2 separate regions of the Homo sapiens genome follow, and region 2 is linked to region 1. Evidence: chromatin contacts called from ENCODE Hi-C or POLR2A ChIA-PET data. All regions are on one chromosome and are shown on one strand. The core of a region is the stretch at or near the end of the contact, and the rest is flanking DNA. Distances in the headings are between cores, read along the strand shown. Region 1 has its middle 34 kb from the start of MIR4289. Region 2 has its middle 11 kb from the start of MIR4289.

Region 1 (6,094 bases), core at 3,203-5,702:
TAAAGTCTCCTCTATTGTCCTGGGCAGTCTAATGCTGGGTGCAGCCTGCTATGACCTTCACAGTGAGGATAACACACAAGATGTAGCTTCACAAGTCCTCTTTGATCAGCAGCCATCCAGCTCTGGTCTGCCGAAGCCTCCTGTTTCCCAGGCAGCTTACTCCAAGGACTCACCGAACAATGCAGAGACAGCAGGAGCCTGTGGAGGGGGCCTCCTGCTGGCAGATAGAACATGCAATCTGGTTCCTTGTGCATACACATGGAGACAGCGTCCTGTTTTCAGTGGCAATATTGTTTTGCAAGCCCCACTTGCTGTGTTTTACCCACACATAAGAAAATAGGCCAAAAAGTCTTCTGGATAACTGTCTTCTTTCATCCCTCTTCTGTTGCTTATTACTGCCTGCCGCCTTTGCCCCTCAGCTGTGCCCTGTCTCCCTCCCACTCACACAGTTTCCGCCTGTCCTCATTTCTTCTCTTTTTTGGGACACATTTAAGATAAGGCCTCACTGTGACTCATCCAGCAGTTTTGTCCTTGGGCCAACCCAACTTCAGGCCATAGGTTATATAGTTATCACTCAACAGCTAGGGAGGGCTCATAAGAGTTTACCACACACTATGACGGGAGGTGTCAACTGAGCATCTGAATACAACAGAATGCTGAACTAGCAGGACTCCCCTGTCATTTGAAGAGAAATCCATTCAAAGAGAAATCCATTCAAAAAGAAATCCACTCAACATCTGGCTATCAACCATCTGGACAGTGCTGCAAGGAGTAAGGGAGTCTGTTATTGCCAGTACTCCAGGAGGAAGGCCAGGCTCAGGAACGATGGAGGGTGGATACTTCATTCTGGGAACCCTGTGAGGCTGTGGACCAGAGATAGTTCCTCTTAGCACAGAAACTGCTCATTTAAAAAAGTAAATTAAAAAAAAAAAAAAAAAGCAATAGGCATAGCCGCCCTGCTCTGAGCAATGTGGAAAAGTGCAATGGTTTTTATTCTCACTATGTATCAGGATCACCTAAAGAACTATGACTGTAGATATTGATTATCAACAGTTGCTAATATCTCTAAAAAAGAGACAACCATTCTGTATCTCTTGCTAAATGGACACACCCCCCAGGTTATATTCTTAATAAAAATTGAAACCTGAAGGAGATGAAGCCTCTAGATCTAACTAGATCTATCTAATTGGATCTAACTACGAACTAACAGGAAATATGTGGGACAGAGGAACATGATAATGACAACACCTGGATGCAAAACTGATAAAAGAAAGCATGATTCACCCTGAGAGCTACTCTATCCTGAGAGGATAAATGACCTGTTGTCTCAACAAGTGTATGCAGAGACAGGCAGAGAGAAGAACTATAGATTAACAATGAAAGAGCCTTATTTGGATTTTGATTCAACAAACAACCTATAAAATACCATTTTATTTTATCCAGATAACTAGACATTGACTAGGTATTAAGGAATTATTGTTGTGTTTTTCAGGTGCAATAATGGTACTGTGTTTGTGTTTCTTAAAAAAAAATTGTCTTACATTTTAGGGTGGTATTCTGACATGTTTAAGATGAAATGCTAGGAATTTTGAGATTGGCTTCAAAATAAGCCAGGACTGGGGAGAGAGCAGAGTGAGGGTGAAAATTGGATGGCCAGGAAAACAGTGATGTTTCGGTATAAGTATTGTCCCACGTGACGTTATATTTTTATTAAAAAGTCATCCATTTTTTACCTGAAATTCAAACTTAACTGAATGTCCTGCATTTCTATTTGGTAAAGCTGGCAGTTTGCTAGGTAAAACGCACTTGATTGTATTGTTCTCTCTACTGTTTTGTGTACTTCAAGTAAATAAATGAGGTGAAGGTTTTTAAAAAGCCTCCTCCAACCCCCTCCCTGGAGATCTGAAGTTATAGGAGTGGTGGTCCTTTGTAGCTGAGGCAGGTAGAGTGGTAAATATGCGTCATTCTTTAGTCAGCACCTCTGGTGGTTCTGATGCAGACAGATGCAGGTTGTTCTTGGGGACACTGGCTGAATGAGATGGACACAGGCCTGTAATTCTGGGCTTAGGGGCCAGCTCTATGGTTTTGGGACAAATTACTTATCAGCTCTTGAGCCCTCATGGAAATAATAATAATAATAATAGCCACTGATGAGGTCCTTATGAGGAGTAAGTGAAATTATAAGATCTGAGCTGTAAAGCAGCATCCAAGTGATAATTGGGTAATCAATAAATGTGAAAAGATGAAGTTTACCATCGTCATTTTCTAAAGTGTAGTTTGGGACATAGTATTTGCCTTCCAACATTAAATACAGGCCAAAAAAAGTTAATTATCAATATCAAAAAGAAACACTGTGGTTGAGAAAGATGTCTCAAATTGAGAAATAAAGCCACTTCTTAACAATTAGGAAACATAAAAAGGACAAAAACAAGTTTTGAAATAAAAGTGTGAAAAATAAGTCTTCGTTAATAGGCAGGAATCCTTTTAATAAACACCTTGCAGCCGGGCGCGGTGGCTCACGCCTGTAATCCCAGCACTTTGGGAGGCCGAGGCGGGTGGATCACGAGGTCAGGAGATCGAGACCATCCTGGCTAACACGGTGAAACCCTGTCTCTACTAAAAATGCAAAAAATTAGCCGGGCGTGGTGGTGGGCGCCTGTAGTCCCAGCTACTCATACGGAGGCTGAGGCAGGAGAATTGCTTGAACCTGGGAGGCGGAGCTTGCAGTGAGCCGAGATCACGCCACTGCACTCCAGCCTGGGCGACAGGGAGAGACTCCATCTCAAAAATAAATAAATAAATAAACACCTTGCACTTATCCAGGAGCAGCTGAACATGTTGCACAGCAGATCAAGCATGACCCTGGGGTTTTGTCTACACCTCTCTCCACCCTATGCCTGAGAACTCCAAATGAGGAGTCCATGGGCTCAAAGTTAGGGAACGTGGGCTCTAAAGTTTACCTGTAACTTCCTAAAGTCAGAGCTCTCTAAGCCTCAGGTTCCTTGTGTGTAAACTGGAGATGAAACATGGTTTCCTTCAAGGATTGGAGCATCTAGTGGACTAATTAAAGTGAGCAATGTCAGGAACAATGGTCATATTCCACCCTCTTGGAGGAAACTCCCAATGGTCCCATCCTGGTGGGTGGCATCCATGTCCCCAGGGAACTTGGCATCCAGGCCCAGGGCTGGAGGGAGCAAGCCTGGGAGAGGGGTGGACTCATAGTCCAGCAGAAGCCTCTGATCTCTCATTTATCTATTCCATGTGGCCAAGGAGATAGGTTCAAAAGAAGCCTGAGGATGAATATTCTCAGTGACACCAGATATTAAGAGGCACAGGTTAGGACTTCCCTTTACCCATGTTCTACTCCACTGTTCCACTATTGGTCTTTTTTTTTTTTTTTTTGAGACAGAGTCTCACTCTGTCGCCCAGGCTGGAGTGCAGTGCTGCAATCTCTGCTCACTGCAAGCTCTGCTTCCCAGGTTCAAGCAATTCTCCTGCCTCAGCCTCCCAAGTAGCTGGGACTACAGGTGCCTGCCACCACACCCAGCTAATTTTTTGTATTTTTAGTAGAGACAGCATTTCACCATGTTGGCCAGGATGGTCTCAATCTCCTGACCTCGTGATCTGCCCGCCTCAACCTCCCAAAGTGCTGGGATTACAGGCGTGAGCCACCACGCCCAGCCTATTTGTCTTTTATTCTTCCTCTTCAAGATGGCTCTCGACATCACTTTAGTGAGTGTCCTTTTTGTGAAAATACATGTATTGAGAGACAGGAGCCCTGAGCAATTGGCAGTGACCCTGTGTGTGTCAGCCACAGCCCAGGGACAGAGTGAGGGTCAGCACTGATCGTGGCCAAATGGTGGGGAGGTTTTCAGACAGGCGTCAATTCTACATGTGGCTGCAAACAACTGCGTCATCTTGGTTGAATGTCTCCACTTTCTACCATCCAGCTTCCCCGCAATGAAGTGTGCAGAACTCACTGCTGCAGGCCAGGCCACACTGTCACTATCACTAAGATGACCGTGCCTGTTCCCAGGACTGTGCACAGGTTACTCCCTGAGATAAGGAGGTGGGCATCCCCTGCCTGTTCCAGGAGCTCTGAGGTGTTAGCTGCCCGTTCCTTCCAGGAGAGTGGGAGAACCCGGCTGGGGAGGGTGTGAACCCCACAAAAGACATCTCTCCCCAGTTCTCACTTCCTGATGCTTGGAGCCAGACCTGCCTTACACACACACACACACCCCACCACCACCACCCATGCTCTGAGGGTAGAGCTGCAGGACTGGCCCCTCCTTACTGACTTGAAGACAGGCCTGAGAGGTCTCCCCAGGGCCTCACTAGCGAGCCACCAGCTGGGCCTGCAGCCTGGGCCCCTGACCCCAGCCAGGGCTCTTCCTCCCCAGCTTCTCACCGACTCAGCGGGCTGGGCTGGGGATATTAAAGGGAATTTTAAGAACAGGAAATGATCATGCATCCGGTTGAACTCGCCTGCTGTCCTTTTTGGCTGCTCCTAATTCTACCTTCCGGCCTCAGAGTTTGCCTCCTGGGGTTTGTTTCTCTGTGCTCAATATTTTCTGCACAGCGACCTGAATTTCATTATGTGAGGCTCAGAGGGCTCTGGCCCCAAATAGTGGGGGAGAAACAGAGCGAAAAAACACAAAAGGTTCCTGGTGGAGTTGCTGATTAGAGTAAGACAATCCTTAAATGCTGAAAGAGAGAATCAGAGAGAGTTGCAGGAAGAGAAAATAAAACAAGCTGCCATAGTTGCCTTGAAGTTATCTCAGAAGATGGGCAGTAACTGTCATGCCGTGGGGAGGAGTGCGGAGGAGGGTGCAGAGCAGTCTGGTTTCAGGGAGACCTTAGCAGGATGAGATTCAGCTCTTGGAAATTAGGAAAGGCCACGGCTAAGAAACATGTATTGTTAGTCTTTCCCCCCAAAATTTCCAAGAAAAGAAAGTAGTGCGTAAGAATACTCTGTGAAAGTAGGGATTTTATCTCTGTACAATTACAATAAAACTAATTTCTTGAACACAGAAGCCCCAGATTTTCCCTGATGTTTTGCCACCAGTGTTATGCCCCGTACACATGCACACACACACATGCACACTCACTGCAGGCCCTCCACAGGTGACCACGCAGAAGGAGGAACCACAACTACTGCTGACGATTGATGCTGCGTCTGAGACACTTGGCACTCCAAGAGCCCATGGCCCTGGCCCTGTTGATACAAACACCTTCCATTTGTGCCTTTATTTTTTTTTTTTTTTGAGGCAGGGTCTCACTCTGTCATCCAGGCTGGAGTGCAGTGGCACAATCAGAGCTCACTTAAGCCTTGAAATCCTGGATTCACCCGATCTCCCACCTCAGCCTCCTGGGATTATAGGCATGCGCCACCATGCCCAACGTGGGCCCATACTTTTTCATATGCACTTATAGGCTCCCCAGACACTCTGGTTTCTTGCCCACTTCTTGTTTTCTAAATATGAGATGTTTCCAGTTTTCAAACATTCCTTTGCTCTGATCTAACCTGGTACATTGTTGTTTCTCTGTTCTGCTGTACTGGGGACTGTGTTTGCTCATAGTTAACCCCAATGACTAAGCAAGTCCATTAAAAGGCAGGTCTAAAATGGGGGAGGCAAAAATTTTGTCTGCTATAGTTTACCCTCTGACCACATTCCTCTCTCTCATCTGCAAAATGCATCTATCCTGTCTCATGACAACAAAGATCTCACTCCATTAGAACACCCACTTCAAGTCCAAAATCTCATCATTTCAGTCGCCTTGAGCAGTCAGGTGAGGCTCTGCTATGATACACCCTGAGCCACAGACCCTGTCTATCTGTGGCCCTGTAAAACTAGAAAACAAGTAATCTGACCACCAAATTCAATGATGGTATAAGTGTAGGAGAGCCATTATAGACATTCTGGTTCCAAAAGGGGAAAATGGGGGGCACCAGTTCAGGCAGTTTCAATCCATCTGGGAGATGCAATTAAGTTTAAGGAATTATCCTCACTGTGTCGTGGGCTCGATTCTCTAGGCTCTCAATTCTACCTTTCAGGCTCTTGGCTCTCCAGAAGAGAAAAATAAAAGCAACTGA
Region 2 (6,439 bases), core at 3,232-5,731, 44 kb after region 1:
ATTTCAAAGGATTACTTAGGAAAAAAGGTAAAACAAAAAACAACTACAAAAAGGCTTTTTCTGTTATCAAATTTATGAAATCCTAATACACATTAAAAATATTTCAAAAACTTGTTTCCACCCCTTCACTTAAAATATTGTGTATAGGCTGAAGTAGTTAACAAAGGCTATTTTCAGGAATCAAATCCCATCCTGAGTGCTGTACTGGGCGTTGTGAAATGCACAGGAAGCAGCTGTAGACTCCACGCGGTCGCCTGCCTGGTCTGGGAGCATCCATGGGCCAGGGCAGCATACGTGGCATAGGGGCAGGCTCCAAGCCAGCCCCCCGCCTCTGACCTGCCTGCACATCATCTGTGAAATGAGGACACTGCTTAGGGCTTTCGGAGGGTAAATGGGTCAATCCATGGAAAGTTGTCTGGGCAGTACCTGACACAGTAGCAAGTGCTAGCCGCTGACTGCTTTTACCCGTTTCTGTTCAGTTACAGGGAACTGTAAATTATTCAGGGACCCATTCTTGGATTGTACATTAGTCTGGCGACATTTTCAGCATCCTGTTTTGGGCTTTTTAGGTAAGTTTGCTACTTTTTGAAAATATCATCTGGGACAGAGAAAAAAATGAAACTTAATGGAATCCATTTTTCTTCTTTGTAGAAAAAACAAATGGGCCAGGAATGAAGCCTCTCAAAATAAGCCCAGAGTGGTGAGTGGCGTGGTTGGATGGCCCTGCCAGCCATGCAACAGGGTCTGCACTCCATCTGAAGAGCACGGTGGACCCCCTGGAGGATTTCCAGCAGAGGCGTGCTGGCTTTGTGTAGTCAGGGGATGTGGCAGAAAGCCTCCAGGATGGCCCCTGGTGATCTGCAGATCCTGGAATTCATGCCTTTGTGTGATCCTCTCCCTTTAGTGCAGACTAGACTTAGTGACTTGCTTCTGATGAATACAATACAAGCAAAAGAATGGGATGGCCCTTCTGAGATTAGGTTACAAAAGGCCTGTGGCTTCTGTCTTGGCTTCTCTCTCTCACTCTACCCCTTGCTCACTCCAAAGGAAGGGAGCTGCCATGTGGTGAGCTGCCCTGTGTAGAGATCCATGGGTCAAGAAATTGATGTTTCCAGCCAACAGCCAGCCAAGACCTCAGGGCTGCCAACAGCCACGTCAGTGAGCTTGGAAGTGCATCCTATCCGAGTTGAGCCCGCAGATCACTCAGCCCCAGCCAACCCCTTTGCTGCATCCTTGTGAGAGATCCTGAGTCAGGCACCAGTGAAGCCTTGCTCAGATTCCTGATCCACAGACATGGTAAAATGAACGTTTGTTGTTTTAAGCCACTAAGTTTGGAGCTAGTTTGTTATGCAGCACTAGAAAACTAATACAATTACTCTGGCTAGTGTAGATACTACATTGGAGAGAGGAGGTAAGACTGGAAAGAGCTGCAGTAGCTATAACTCTATGAGAAAATTAGTAGCCATAACAGTAAGAGTGTGGACTGGGTGTAGTGGCTCATGTCTAAAATCCCAGCATTTCGGGAGGCTGAGGCAGGTACATTGCTTGAGCCTAGGAGTTCAAGACCAGCCTGGGCAGCAGGCTGAAACACCATCTCTACAAAAACTACAGAAACTAGCCAGACATGGTGGTTAACACCTGTACTCCCAGCTGCTTGGGAGACTGAGGTGGAAGGATCACTTGAGTCCAGAAAGTCAAGGTTGCAGTGAGCTGAGATCGTGCCACTGCACTCCAGCCTGAGTGACAGAGCAAGACCTTGTCTCAGTTAAAAAACAAAACAAAACAAAAAATTCCCACAAGCAAAATAAGCTTTCTTTTGCCATCTTCCATCATTGCCAATGGCATTCATCCAAAGTGAAATTCAATAAAGATTCTTTGGTTGGTTGCACTATGGTACACTCAGGGTAGTATGTGGTTGATTTAATCCAAGCACAGATGTTGGGTATGTAAGAGGAAAGTTGGGCTACATGCCCATCCTTCACTTAGCTTTTCCCGTGTTGAGCAGCACTAAGTTCAAGGCCATACCCCTTGGCTGGAGCTGGAGGGCACTGCTTGTCTGTGAACATCTAAGTGTCAACCTGGGCAGACAGACTGTTCACCACTGTCACATTAGAAGGGATGTTGGAGTGGAAAGAACATTCTAGAGACAGCAAACAAGTAATTCTGGACTCACTCCAGCTCCCAAAGTTCTATAACATAAGAGGTGATCTGGAGGTTAGCCTCAAAATATCTTTTTCTTTACTTTTTAAAAATTAATCTTTTAAATAGAAACGAGATCTTGCTATGTTGCCCAGTTGGGTCTCAAACTCCTGGGCTCAAACAATCCTCCTGCCTCAGCCTCTTGAGTAGATAGGATTACAAGTATGCACCACCCAGCTACTATTATCGCTTCTAAGTTTTTAAAGCAAGTGTAACAAAAGTCAAGAGTGCAGCTGCTGATGTCGGAATTCCTATATTTTTTCCCAGCAGAGTCCAAGCCTGATCCTCTTTGGGGACCTGACTGGTCAGGTTCTGTTTAAGCAGCTTCACCTTCAGAGGAATACAGGGCAGTCCAGTCTCACTTTGGAAAACTTCTCCATGGAGGACATATTCTAGTAGATTTTTTTGAATCCAAGTGATAAACAGAGAAGAGGAAAAGCAAGTAGATTAGTATTTATGAGGGAGGAAGTAGTGCAGGAGATGGCCATGGAAGCCCACTTCTGGCTCCAAGGGTCTGGTTTGTAGCAGCCTGATCCTGCTGATGCCCGATTGGAAAGTTGGACAAAATGCCAAAGGATCTGTCTGAAGACACCTGGTAGCTAGAACTTGGCCAATGTCTCAAGGAAAGAGGAGCACATTGATATGAACCAGTGGGTACCTGACACAAAAGCAACCCACATTGCAAGTGTTCAATCGCCACCTACAGCTACTCTACTAGACAGCAGAGATAGAGCTTCTACAGTTTCCTATATACAATATCTACTATGCAATGAAAACTTTCCAGGCATACAAGAAAGTAGGACCAAAAGAAAAAAAAAATAGGTAATAGAAACAGATCCCGATATGAGAATGATCAAAAATAGATTTTTAAATAACTAAGATTCATATATTCAAGAAATTAGAAGACAAATGTGAATTCAGCAGAAAACTCAAATCAATAAACCAAATGAAAATTCTAGAACTGAAAAATGCGATAACTGAAATTAAGAGCTGAATAGATAGATTTAACAGCAGATTAGTCACAGTCAAATAAAAGATTAGGAAACTGAAAGATTGGCCAATAGAAAAATCCAGAATAAAGAATAGAGAATTTAAAAGGGTATAAAATACCAAAAAAGTATATAAGAAACAAATGTGACATGATGAAGTAGTTTAATATATATACAATTGAAGTGCTACAAGGGAAGGAGAAAGAGATTATGGTGGAAACAATATTTGAAGATTTCTCAAATATCATGAAACCCATAGAAGCAAGAGGTTCAGTGAACCACAAGCAGGGTAAATACAAAGAAAACCATACCTAGAGAACATCATGGTAAAATGCTGGAAATCAACAACAGTGATAAAAACCTTTAGAGCATCCAGAAAAAATTTAAAGGGCATATTAACTTCAAAGGGGCAACAGTAAGACATATACACAGCTGATTTCCCAGCAGAAACAGTAAAAACAGAAGATAATGGCATGACATCTTCACAGTCCTGAAAGGAAATGTCTGTACAGAATAAGCAAGCAGGAGAAGAGAGATCTGAGGCTGTTTACTTCTACAAAAGAAAAATAAACCCCTGGTTGTCTATCAATTACTTATACTGCTTTAATGGGAGTTTTTATTTTTCTGTTTTCACCTTTTTGGATCTTTACTGCCTATTAATTTTTTGTTCTGCTTACGTAACTGAGATAAAGCATTACATGTATTCTAATTCCAAGGAAATAAGTTAATATGTTTTCCTAATGAAGTCTTCAATCTCATTTTTTAAAACTATATTTTATTAGTGGAACTTTCCTCCCATCAAACGCTTACAAATGAATGAGGTCATTGCCTACATTAACTACACATTCCAGTGACTAATTAGAGTGGTATATAGTTTCTTTCCTCCTGCCACACTAAAGTATTTCATTTGCATGGCTAGTGAAATCATTAAGAGTCCCAGAATTTTAATTAAGGCTGTCTGAGTAGGAATCCTGCCTCCACCGCCTACTCACTGTGTGATCTCAGGCAACTTCATGTCTCCAAACCTTGTCCTTTCACAGAGGACAATCATAGCCATTCCTAGGAATTTGTGAGACATATATGAGATTATGCATGTAAAATTCTTGGCACAGTGGAGATTCTGTTTTCTCCAAAAGACATAGGACCCACATGTTTCCAATAAAACTTGGCAATACTAGCAGAAAAAGCAAGTTCTTTTGGCAAACATACACCATCAGTAACGAGCTGACGACACCCATGACAAGGCATGCCCACTGTTACAAGGCCTGCTCCCCTGGGACAGCCGCGCTTTGAACAGGGTCGATGTGTCCCAGACAGCAACAGATGGTTTGTAAAATTGGGAAAGGAAGGGAAGAAAGGTTGTTAAAGCAACCCCACTTTGTGAAATGTCTTCACCCTCAGGGAACACTGAGTAATCCCGGGCACCCCCTGCTTCCTGGGATCTCTAACACCTCCCCACTTCAACCTCTGCAGAGTGAGCATGTCTGTTTGAAAACTGAGCTTCCCCCTCTTCCTGAGTAATCTGGTGCAGTCACATGAAAGTAAAGCCTAGTTCTGGCTTTGGGTTTCTGGTTCTTTCATCCCTTGCCCCATCCCTAAAGCTCCATTTCTTCCCCCACAATCACGAAAAATGAATTAAAGATGAGAGTGGGGAGCAGTGGTGGTGAATTCTTAAGCAATCCTTTCAAGAACTATTCTTGGGGAGAGGGGGTTAAAGGGTTCTCTAAAGTTCATTTTAATTTCCTTGGAATCACTACAGAATCCAGAGAAACATTATATGATTTTTAAAATAATCTTTTTCAGAAACTGATAGGCAACACATACAAGGATTAGATTCAACTTTGTGATTCTAATTTCTCTAAACAGCATGTCATCTGAAATGTGATATGGAAAATCTAAGTTCTAATTTTATTCAACTAGATAATGCATACTTAGGATCTGGCTCTTTCCTTATTATCTTTTCATTGGTGAAGTATTTCCATCTTTTATGGAAGCATAATGCAGAATACAGAAAATATACATATCAAAACTGTGTATGTGTATACAAGTATACCCTTGATGATTTTCTCAATGAAAATTCCATGTAATTCATTAAAATAGTAACCTACCACATTACTGTATCTTCAGGTCCCAGGGCCTGGAAAGCTGAGGGGCATGGGTTTCATTCTGCTAACCCCCTTCCATCTCACCACTGCTTAGCCTCCACCCAAAAGCCTCTACTTTTATCTGTTTTAAGGATTGGGGTTGGGCACTAGATTTTCTTGTGGGAAAAGGAGAGGTTCTCATGTAAAAAAAAATAGTTTTAAAGTTAACAATCTCATCCTGAGATTCAGGGTTCCTTCCTGTTCATAGCTCAGGACGTGGGACGTGCTGTCCCAAGACAAAGATGCTAAGCCAAGACCAGGTGGCAGGTGGGGCTCCAGGGTGAACATAGGGTCCAACATGGGCAAGAGACCTCAATGTGGAAGCAGGGCATGTCCCAGCACCAGATCTATGGGTGAGCCCCTGGTCAAGAGTCAAAAATGGACAAGATACCAGCATTGGAGCAAAGACTTCATTTGTCTGAGTCATTTCCTTCAAGAGTGGTTTGCGTTATGCTTTTGCAAAATGTCCTGGTCTTCTCCAGAACCTGCAGGTTAAATCCATGGAGTTATTCAAATCCAAAGCTCGCCACTCCATTCCAGGCAACAGCTGTGGGAAGTTTCAGCTCCAGGTCTCCGCATCTGATTCAGCCAAATTCCCAGAAATGGTGCGGGTACTTCCCAGGCAACTGGATCCTGTGCCCAGCTCTCCAGAGTAGATGTCATTCTGTTCTCTGTCGTGGAATGCAACTTTACCCTTGCCCTCAATTTCTCCACACTGAATGTCCTCATCTACTGTTCCCTCCATGAACTTAGGGATGTGTTTCTTGGCTCTGAGCCTGTGAAGCACTTCTGTTGTGATGTTATAACCTCTTGAGTGTGTTGTTTCCTCTGTGACTCTTACATATACCTTCCCCCACAGGCCTCCCCACAATTGCAAGAATATGCACTTAGTTGTACTGCTTTTCTATTTTGCTTTCCCATAGCCTTTCCTCTCCCTTGGAGAGTAGTTTTCTCTAATGACATTTGAAGGCATGCTTTCTTTATTCTGTTTTTCAGAAAATAATTCTGCAATTCCTTTGGAGGCTGCCGTCTGAAATGCATTTGTACTGCCCTGTTTTTATCCTTCTGCCTCCTACAGCACATAGAAAATTAATCATTCGATTCCTC

What was found. Hi-C counts contacts between places; a loop is a spot of excess contacts on that map. ChIA-PET counts read pairs that join two places held with the same protein, here RNA polymerase II (POLR2A). Pooled maps may share reads with other maps.
Region 2: a map of endothelial cell of umbilical vein shows a loop between it and region 1 (4-fold over the local background). The contact joins two enhancer-like sites. A Hi-C loop is called at or near these places in 10 of 168 maps with a recorded cell type or tissue (A673, G401, IMR-90 and 7 more) and 6 of 50 pooled maps. POLR2A ChIA-PET finds 5 or more read pairs at or near these places in 2 of 52 experiments (AG04450 and Panc1).

The regions. Positions count from the first base shown.
Region 1 is chr9:88,776,394-88,782,487 of GRCh38, reverse strand. No RefSeq gene overlaps it. Among named protein-coding and RNA genes, the nearest start is that of MIR4289, 34 kb to the right of the region's middle. RefSeq lists a silencer at 4,167-4,406. Within about 2 kb of position 4,452, at least 12 of the 41 ENCODE cell types and tissues checked have a DNase peak (open chromatin) inside an H3K27ac peak, as active enhancers do; they include A673 and endothelial cell of umbilical vein, where a contact is called at or near this core.
Region 2 is chr9:88,731,918-88,738,356 of GRCh38, reverse strand. No RefSeq gene overlaps it. Among named protein-coding and RNA genes, the nearest start is that of MIR4289, 11 kb to the left of the region's middle. Within about 2 kb of position 4,481, at least 8 of the 41 ENCODE cell types and tissues checked have a DNase peak (open chromatin) inside an H3K27ac peak, as active enhancers do; they include A673 and endothelial cell of umbilical vein, where a contact is called at or near this core.